2 separate regions of the Mus musculus genome follow, and region 1 is linked to region 2. Evidence: chromatin loops called from intact Hi-C (ENCODE). Cell type or tissue: heart. All regions are shown on one strand. Each heading gives the region's core, and the rest is flanking DNA. Links, peaks and the distances in the headings are about the cores only.

The links. A loop is a pair of places that touch in the nucleus more often than their neighbours do. Peaks named below come from ENCODE experiments on the same cell type or tissue, not always from the same donor. Only the 100,000 strongest peaks of a DNase experiment are listed, where the experiment ranks them.
Region 1: it touches region 2 in a loop (2.8-fold over the local background); 3 of 42 quality-filtered maps call a loop at or near these places.

What each region holds. Positions count from the first base shown.
Region 1 is chr3:131,105,187-131,109,548 of GRCm38, forward strand. It overlaps Gm36603 (a long non-coding RNA gene), which reads right to left and starts at 2,792. Exons shown (of 3, transcript XR_376077.3): 1 at 772-2,792. In heart, for the core only: no CTCF peak of the experiment used is centred there; no DNase peak of the experiment used is centred there; H3K4me3 peaks cover 2,991 bases; H3K27ac peaks cover 2,695 bases; H3K27me3 peaks cover 1,438 bases.
Region 2 is chr3:130,816,965-130,821,326 of GRCm38, forward strand. No RefSeq gene overlaps it. Among named protein-coding and RNA genes, the nearest start is that of Gm36443, 15 kb to the left of the region's middle. In heart, for the core only: a CTCF peak has its summit at 1,898 (motif pointing right); a DNase peak (open chromatin) is centred at 1,937; H3K4me3 peaks cover 899 bases; H3K27ac peaks cover 962 bases.

The DNA of each region.
Region 1 (4,362 bases), core at 175-4,174, 290 kb after region 2:
GCCTGTCTTGGACCAGGGATGTCTGTTTCTGCATCACACTATTGGACATTCCTGCATCCCTATCTCTGCAGGGAACATCATTCAAGAAGTGCTTCGGAGAAGACTTAAAGACTTTTCACCACAGACACAAACATTTCTGTGGAGTCTTGTGAATGAAACATGGGGGTGGGGGGACGGGGGACAGACTTAGCAACAAGATAATTTCAAATCATCAAGACTAACAGGGAAAGCGTTTAAAAATGGTATTAACATCAGTTTTCCTGAACCTGATTTCTGTGAAAGAAATATGCAGTGTACTGTAACAGTGTACAGGGATTAATAAGAACGTGTGTTAAAAGGCAGGATGCCCAAACAGCATGCACGCACACGTGTTGTGTCAGAGCGCTCTCTCTCTCATACACAAAACGTGGCCGCAGAAGAAAGTGTGAAGCAGGCTGGAAGAAGACAATATTTATGGCTAAAGAAATTCAGCCTCACATAACGGTAATTATGAACAAGATATTTTCCCTAATAAAATTACTGCAAAACAAAATCTGGAGAATCTAAGTGCTTCCCTATGTTGTCATTATTCTATCCCATGTGCTTGAGAGTGATTTCGAGAAGGAAAAAAAAAGAGGGAGCTGAGAGAAAGGGCGCCATAGTGAGATGGCCTCTGCAGAGGGTTTGGTTTTGCTTTAGAAACTGGAATGCGTCCAGGCTTGATTTTTATTTTCAATTCACATTTCAGATCCAGCTCCCCAAACTCTTTGATCTTTCTCCCTGTCTCCTTACCCGGAAGAGAACCCTTGGCCTTCTCAGCTGGGAGCTGGGAGCACACGTGGAAAGACTGGCTGGGATCCATATTCTTGCCAAATTTAGTCACACAAAGGGGCCTGAGAGGGAAAAAAGAAAGGATGAAAGCCGCAGCCGCCGCGACTTCAAAGGCCGCGCCGCCGCGCCGGGCCCTGCGCAGGCGCCGCCCTCCGCCGATAAAAGGCGAGACCGGCGTGCGCGGGCGGTTCTTCCGTGTGCGTCCCGGCTCCAGGGCGGACGGAGGGGGCTGGAGAGTCGGCGGAGAGGGTCCAAGGGGGCGTGATTTTCACAAATCTGTGCCCACGCCACATTGAGGCACAGGAGGAAAGTTTTGAGAAAGGGAGGAAAAGAATGTGATGTTCGGGCCCCCTAAACTAGCGGATCCTCTGCTGGCACGTGTATACCAGAGCCGAAGTCCAAGTGTGGCATCCCTCTGTCCTGATGCTACGCAGGATCTTCGGTGCGGGATCTCGGCTTCCCGGTGCAGAGCCAAACCCCTGCACCCCCTTTTAGTTCATTCTGTTCCCCTGAAATCATTCCCTGGTCCCCACCACTGCCTGTCCTCAGCCACCCTCAGGTCCGCGCTGCTGTGGCGTTAGGGGCAGGCACTCATGCCTGGGGTTGACGTCCCACAGGGCAGAGTGGACAGTGTTCCCTCCACCCTGAGAGGAGGGCCGTCCACTCTGCTGACCGCGCCGCCGATCCCGTGCGCAAATTACCGCGCCGAGCTGCAGACGCCAAGGGGCGCCGGGCGCGCGGAAACCGGGCGTCTGCAGGCGCCGGATTGGAGAACGAGGGTTTCACGGTCCCACGAGTTTCCTGACTCTGGAGGAAGGGGCTTTGGGGTTTTGTTTTTCTTAAGGAGGAAGAGCCCCTGGGACACAAACTGCCACTTCCCTCGTCCCCCTTCTCCGAGACGTCGGTTAAACTGAAGATGCCCACAGACTGAGCGTCCTGCTGAAGCTGGGATGGAAAACCGAGGTCTCGGTTCCGCCCCTGGAATCACATGAATTCGTTTTTCTAGTCCTTTCTCGCCTGTCTCTCGGAGCATCCTCTTCCGTAGGCCCCGCCACCTCCTTCCTTTGGTATCCCACCTAGGTTGCAGCTGGCAGAGCGTCTAGGCCACACAAAGGGAAGACCTGGGGCCTGAGCTGATGTTAGGACCTAGGGGACAGAGAGGGCCGTGCAGGAGAACTGAGCTTCTCATCCCTGTAATTAAGGACTCTCCGGACTGTCTGCAGAGCACTCCACGTGGCTGCAAAATCTCTAAGGGAGGGAGGGTCTTCTTGTGTGGGTGTGGGTCACTCCCCCTGTTCCCTGCCCCCACACCCGCTCAGCGCACTGGGCTCTGCGGGGCAGAACGGCTAACTCTGCTCCCCGCAGCCTGGGTTCCGGCTGGGGTTGGGCGCCTTGCCCCCAAGACTCTATCAACCTACCCCCACTCCCCAGAGGCATAGCACTGGCGACAGCGCCTTGAGCAAAAGGAAGTGTTGATATAAAACAAGTTCGCTCCCAAACTAAACCCAAAGCCACCAGGAGGAGAAAAACCAACAGCAGCGCAGCCAGCCCTTAGCAATTGTTTCACGGTCGGAATTAAATCACATCAAAACGCCCCCCTGAAACCCACATCCTGAAGGAGCAAACCTACTACAGCCAACCTCCAGTGGTTCGCTAGAGTTCATATGAACAACCTGCCTCTACATCCGAGGAAAGGGGGCGGCGAGGCTGCTCCTGCGCCGCACCCACCACATCCCAGACCTAGGATCCCACTCGCCCAATCTCAAGAAGCGAAGAAGCTGCCGCTTATGCTAATAACAGCCCCACAGGAATTAGGAGAGACTGCCCGGCGGCTGGAATGCTTTTGCCAGGAAGGCGAAGTCCAGAGACACCACTTCCTGGGGTTACTTCGCCCCTCCTGTGACTCCTTGTATTCTAAGAGAGACTACTTCACAGGGAAATGTCAACCTCCTTTACGGACAGATCTTTAAAACACGTGGGCGCATGGTTTTAAGGGTAGCCCTGTTTAAGGTTTGCAACATTGCTAAAGACAGCACACTGCGGAGACCACTCACGCAGAGCGAGGCCATTTGGAGATTTCGTTAGAACCAATGCTTCCAAAGAGGGTTACAGCAAGGTACCAAATGCAGCCACTTATTCCAGCCCTTGTAATAAAGCATTTTCACTAGTCATTGCTCCAAAAATTCCCATCTCGAGCTCCTAATCTCTGGGACACCTAGAGCTGAGCTTCGTATGACTCACATAGTACAGATAATTAACGCGAAGGAGAAAATGAGAATTCGAATTAGTTGCAACACTTAAACAGGGAAGATGTAGACTCGTCATTTAATCTCCTCTTGGCTTTCAAAAAATACCCTCTGGCTATTCTTCTTGCCCCCTCCCCCCTTCTGGGTTTGATGAAAAGGACCGGTCTACTCCGACTTCTTTGATGAAGCTGCATCTTCCAAGGGTTCTTGTGCTCAGTCAAATTGGCTCACTCAGAGGAGGAATTCTGACTTTGTTAAATTTATGTTAGCAGGAGCTGTAAACGTCTGAAACTATGTCCCTTTGCTCTTCACCCTATCACACTGGAGGCTGCATAGATTCACTCTAAAAATGGATTTATTCCCAACCTTCCTTTTATTCTCCCTGGTACCCTGAAGGAAAAATGCCATTTTTGGCTTTTGTAAGGTATAGTCTTGACAATTATTTAATTTTTAAAGAAAAGTTTTTGTTATTCTGACTTCTTTCACCAGCCCCTTGTTGTACCTAAATCTATCAGATTACATATGACCAACCACGTCCTATGCAGCAAACCAAACTATACATATATTTCAAACATATATATATATATATATATATATATATATATATATATATATCCACCTCCTAGCCAGCTCCCAAACTGGTAGTTATCAGTAAGCAAAGTTTTAAATGCTGACTTAAAGAACTGTTAAAGTCTACAATGCCCAATAGCCCACACTTTCACCTTTAAAAGAGAGCTCTTGTCCTAAGCGTTCTTATGTAATGAAACCAACACACGATTCGTTGGAGTCTTATTTTCCATTTAAGTAAGATGGAGATACAATTCTTCCTGTTTACTGCTCCCAGGTTCTACAGATGGCTGCCTCACTGGTCTAATGATTTTGCCTGAATATTTGACTTGAGGGGAGGGGTTGAGAGCTAAAAGACAATGTGTTTCCAAACTTAAGCCCCACTTACACAGTGACTTTCACAAAGCGTCGCCCTTAAAAGTCCTGTCCAAAATGCACCAAGGAGACAGTGGGAACCGGAGAATTTTTGAGGTTTGATTCGTATTTACATCCATCCTTTAAAGGTCCCTTTCAGCGGAGTCTCCAGGATGTCAGCAACTGCCCAGTGCTGCCTGCCTCTCCTAGGTTGTTCTTCTCCCTCCTTTTGGGATGTATTTTCCTTTTTCTACGAGGTCTCTACACGCTGAGTCGAGAATCTCCAAAAACCCACGTTCATTCGGTGATAAAGGCACAATGAATGTGATAGCGTAGAAGCGATATTTAAGGCTCAGTCTTCATCCACACCCTTCTTACTGATCCT
Region 2 (4,362 bases), core at 168-4,167:
GTAGTCCTATGACTTGGTCATTACTTAACTGTATTACAAGGAAACTGTTACCAAGGCCACCCAGTTAAGTGTCCCAAATTTTTACTCCTTTTTTTGCTGCACTCCTTTTTTTTTTTTTTTTTTTTTTTTTTTTTTTTTTTTTTTGCTGAGGATACCAAAACCACCTTCAAGATGATAACGCCTGGGTCCTCCCACATTGTCTTGTTCCTTCAGAAGACAGAGGTCACTCCCACTGACAGTTCACATTTCCATCCATAGAACGTGTCTATTCTCCTTTCCAGCCAAACCATGTGCTTTAATGCTGAACAAAAGCTAAAGGAGGCTTCCACAGACTTTAATGGGTCCATGATCCCAGTGTTGGGGAGGCTGAGGCAGCGGGATTATGAATTCAAGCTCAGACTGAGCTACAAAATAAAACAAAACAACAACAGAAACAAACAACCCCCCCCCAAAGAATATACAAGGGGAAGGTAGAAAATTATTGAAAACTTGGTGTTAATAAATATTAATAAAAACATACTATTGACTTGGACTTTTTGATGTTTCTACTATTTATTAGCTTGAAAAAAATGATTCTTAAATATTTAGCTTCTCACCTGATTGTGTTATTTTATGTCCTGTTTCAATTCTTTGTTTATTGTTTGCTTTTGAGACACAGTCTTGTCTTGTAGCTATGCTGGCCTTGGACTTGGTTCTTCCTTCCTGTGCCACGCATATAAGCATACGGCACCATATCTGATGCACACAGCATCATATCTGATGCATACAGCAACATATCTGATGCATACAGCATCATATCTGATGTTGTGTCTTGCTTTGACTGGAGGGCTCATGAGTGACGCACACCAGACTCCACAGGCTGGGAGCCAACCCTGGGAAGTAGGGTCACAGTCAGTCATGACCATGGTGTATTGATGGTGTATTTGACCCAGGATCTAGGCTGAAAGCAGCCATGTAGAAGTACTGTTAACTCTCAGGAGCCTCTTGCCATCCTAGAACTGGATTAGAATGTTCTGGATAATGAAGAAGCTAGCTCGCTTCTCAGCTCCTATCAGCTGTCGTTCTGTGGGTAAGTTTAAAGGTAGACTGTCCAGTTAGCATTTATCTATACTTGGTAAAAGGTAGCTACTTGTATATTATAAATTAGTCATGAAGTTAAACTGTCATCACGGTGTTGTAAGAGCAGGCCACATGGTGCCTGCTTGGGTTGTTGTACCAGTAGAGCTGAGCCTTCACTATTCCTTATTTTTTGTGGGTGCCAATAGTTTCTCATGGCACAGTTGAGCCTGATGACTTTGTTTAGAAATTAAAAAAAAAATTCATAGTTAACTCCAGAGATATATGAGTCTCATTTTCTTCAGTATTTTTTTAAATTAAAATTTTTAAAAATTAGAATGAAATGATCTTTAAAAATAATGTGTGTGTGTGTGTGAGAGAGAGAGAGAGAGACAGAGAGAGAGAGAGAGAGAGAGAGAGAGAGAGACAGAGAGAGAGTGTGTGTGTGAATGGAGGTCAGAGGACAACTTGTGGAAGTCAGTTCTCTCCGTCCATCATGTGGATTCTAGAGATTGAACTACAGTTGTCAGGGCTGGCAGCAAGCATCTAATTAGGCATATCCCCTGTGAGCATTTCCTAGCGCTGCTTGCTTTGATAATATTAAAACCATCTGCCTTCATTGCCTACAGGTCCGGGGATTAAGGGGTAAGATATCCCAGTACAGAGACAAAGGAAGGATTTATTAAATAGTAAGGTGAGATATTTGTTGTGTATAATTCAAAATATACGTGTGTGTGTGCAGTACACACAAGGTGAAGAGCGCCAGGATGGAGGAAAACAGCCTTTGGATTTTACGAAGTCCTCTGGGAGCTCTCGTTCCAAAAGTCGAACTAGCAGCCGCCACTAGATGGTGCTAAGCAGCAGGGAGGCGCGGCTTGGCGCCTTTCGGCTCCCCTCCCCCACCGCGGAACCTGCATCGCTTGCTTGATTCCTTGCTCTGTGTGCTTGATGCTCTGAGAACGATTGTCCAGGAATGTCTAATAATAACAAAAGCCCGTTTAAACATTAGACAAACACGAGCCTAGGTGGGTAAACATCGTCAGTGGCCCTCTCCTTTGTCTGTCAGTAAAAGGAGTGAGGCTCAGTAGCCTAAAATGTAAACTGGTGGGTGAGTTTCCGAGTACTCAGTTCAGTACTAAGGAACTCTTTGAAATACGCGGATTGTCTGTTCCAGGTGAAGAGGGTGGGGGTTGGGGGCGAAGCGGTCTTGAAGGGGAGAAATTTGAATTACCTTTGGCAGCATGGCGCACGCCCGTGGGTTAGAGTTGGAGGCTGTTGGATTTGAACTTGGGAATTTATAAGAGTCGGAAACTGGAGTTGTCTGTGCAGAGCTCATAGATTGCTACTCCTAACAACAGGTGGCACCTGTGACACGAGACAAGTCTTTGCCTTTTCTTTCTGCTTAAGACCTTTTGGACTCTTTAACACAGGGTGCCTGCTCTTGCCTGAACTATCTAAATGCATCCTGTCAAACCAGGAGTCTGCTCTTCATTGCTGTTCTAGATTTCAGGCCAGGCAAAAACATGGCGTGGCGGGGTGGAGGAGGGGAGCGAAGGAAACCTTTAGGAGCAAAGTCAACTTTGTATCCACTTCCTCACTGGGGGGGAAAAAAGCATGAAGCGTTTGATTAATGTAGATACATAGATGTTCATTTAGACACAACCTGTGGGTGGGTGGGGGTGGAATCCACTAAGGTGTTTACAAATTTTAACTTCAAACTGAAGAGATTACTGTAGATGCTACTGCCAAACCAACCAGAGCAGAATTTCTTGAGATTATGTATCTATGACCCCCCCCCTTTTTTTTTCCTGCGTAGAATTAGGCTGGCGGGACACTTCCTATTGATGCCTACAGGGGACAAACTGTACTGCAGCAGTTTGCAATGGAAGATTGTTTATGTGCCATGCGATCTGAGAGGCGCGATTGTGAATGGGGGAAGCAAAGGGAATTGGAGTGTATAAATTGCCAGAAATCAGGGTAAATCATTCGGAGGAAGTGCTCAAAAACAAGACGAAAAACCCAGAGGGGTCTTCAGGAAAAGGAGACCACGGTCAGGAGCAGCAGAGACACGCATGCGTGGATGTGTTTGTTTGTTTTTTGTTTTTTCTATTTCTAGGCAACTGTAGAGGGAAGGTGAGCTGTGTTTCTGGGGGGAGGGCCAGGAGAGTGGGAACAGACTGGGGGCGAGGGGAGAGGAGGGACACGCCAAACTTAACGTCTGTAGTAAAAGTCAGAGAATTGTTCTGGTTCGTTTTCACACAGGGCCATGCTGAGTGAGCACCCAGGAGGCATCAGAGCTGGAGTCCAGTGATGCTGGGTAGAGGCACCCGGGCTGTAGGCCCGGCTCAGGAAAGGCTCATCGTGGTCACAGACTATGTTTGGGTACTGGGCTCTCTCTGTGAAACAGAAAGCTAGACTGTGCTCTCAGGAGTAGCTCTGGGCTGCTGGAGTGCTCACAATGGTGGGGTCGGTTTGGTGAAGAAATGGTTTGAACAGAGAAGCTCTGGAAAACTTCAGTCAAGTACGTATTTCTTCATAAGAGTTAGTCTAAACCTTAGCAATCTACAAGAATACTCTAGTCTTTCTAGGTCGGGAATCCAATGGTGACAAATTTCCTAGAATGGTCCCCGTCCAAGGAGTTTCTTTAGATTCCTGGTAAATTTCCTGCTGGTTGTTGGCAGAAGGACACAGTTCCCCACAGCTGGGCCTATTTATAGGGCTACTCAAGTGTTTTCAATATGGCTGGCTTCTCCCAGGAAGAAATTTGAAAATCCCTTTAAAGCCATTGTTAGTGGGTTTAGTGGGGGCATTTCCACTTCTTGGCTGTTCAGGATGCTAAAGCTGGAGAGTCATTTCAGTTAGGGATTTGCGGCCAGCCTGGGCAATATGATGATATTCCTGTGTCCAGTAAGCAAATGAGAAAAAAAAAAAAAAACCTGAAAACCACCTCAGAGAAATTGGACATCAAGGTACTGGCTAGACAGAAACCTCTAAGACAGCTGCAGCAGGGGTGTGTCCAATAGTGTTTCTGCAGTGCAATCACCCAATGATGTTGTCACCACTGAAAAATTAAGTAACAGATGTCCTTGCAAGAGTCTTGGAGGCTGGAGGCTGGGAATCAATAGCTGGCTTTTCACAACAGTGGTCCTCAACCTGTGGGTCGCGACCCCATTGACAAACCTCTATAAAATATTTATAGTATATAAAATATTTACATTACTATTCCTACCTGCAGCAAAACTACAGTTATAAATAGAGATGAAAATAACTTTTTAAAAAATATTTATTTATTTTATGTATGTGAGT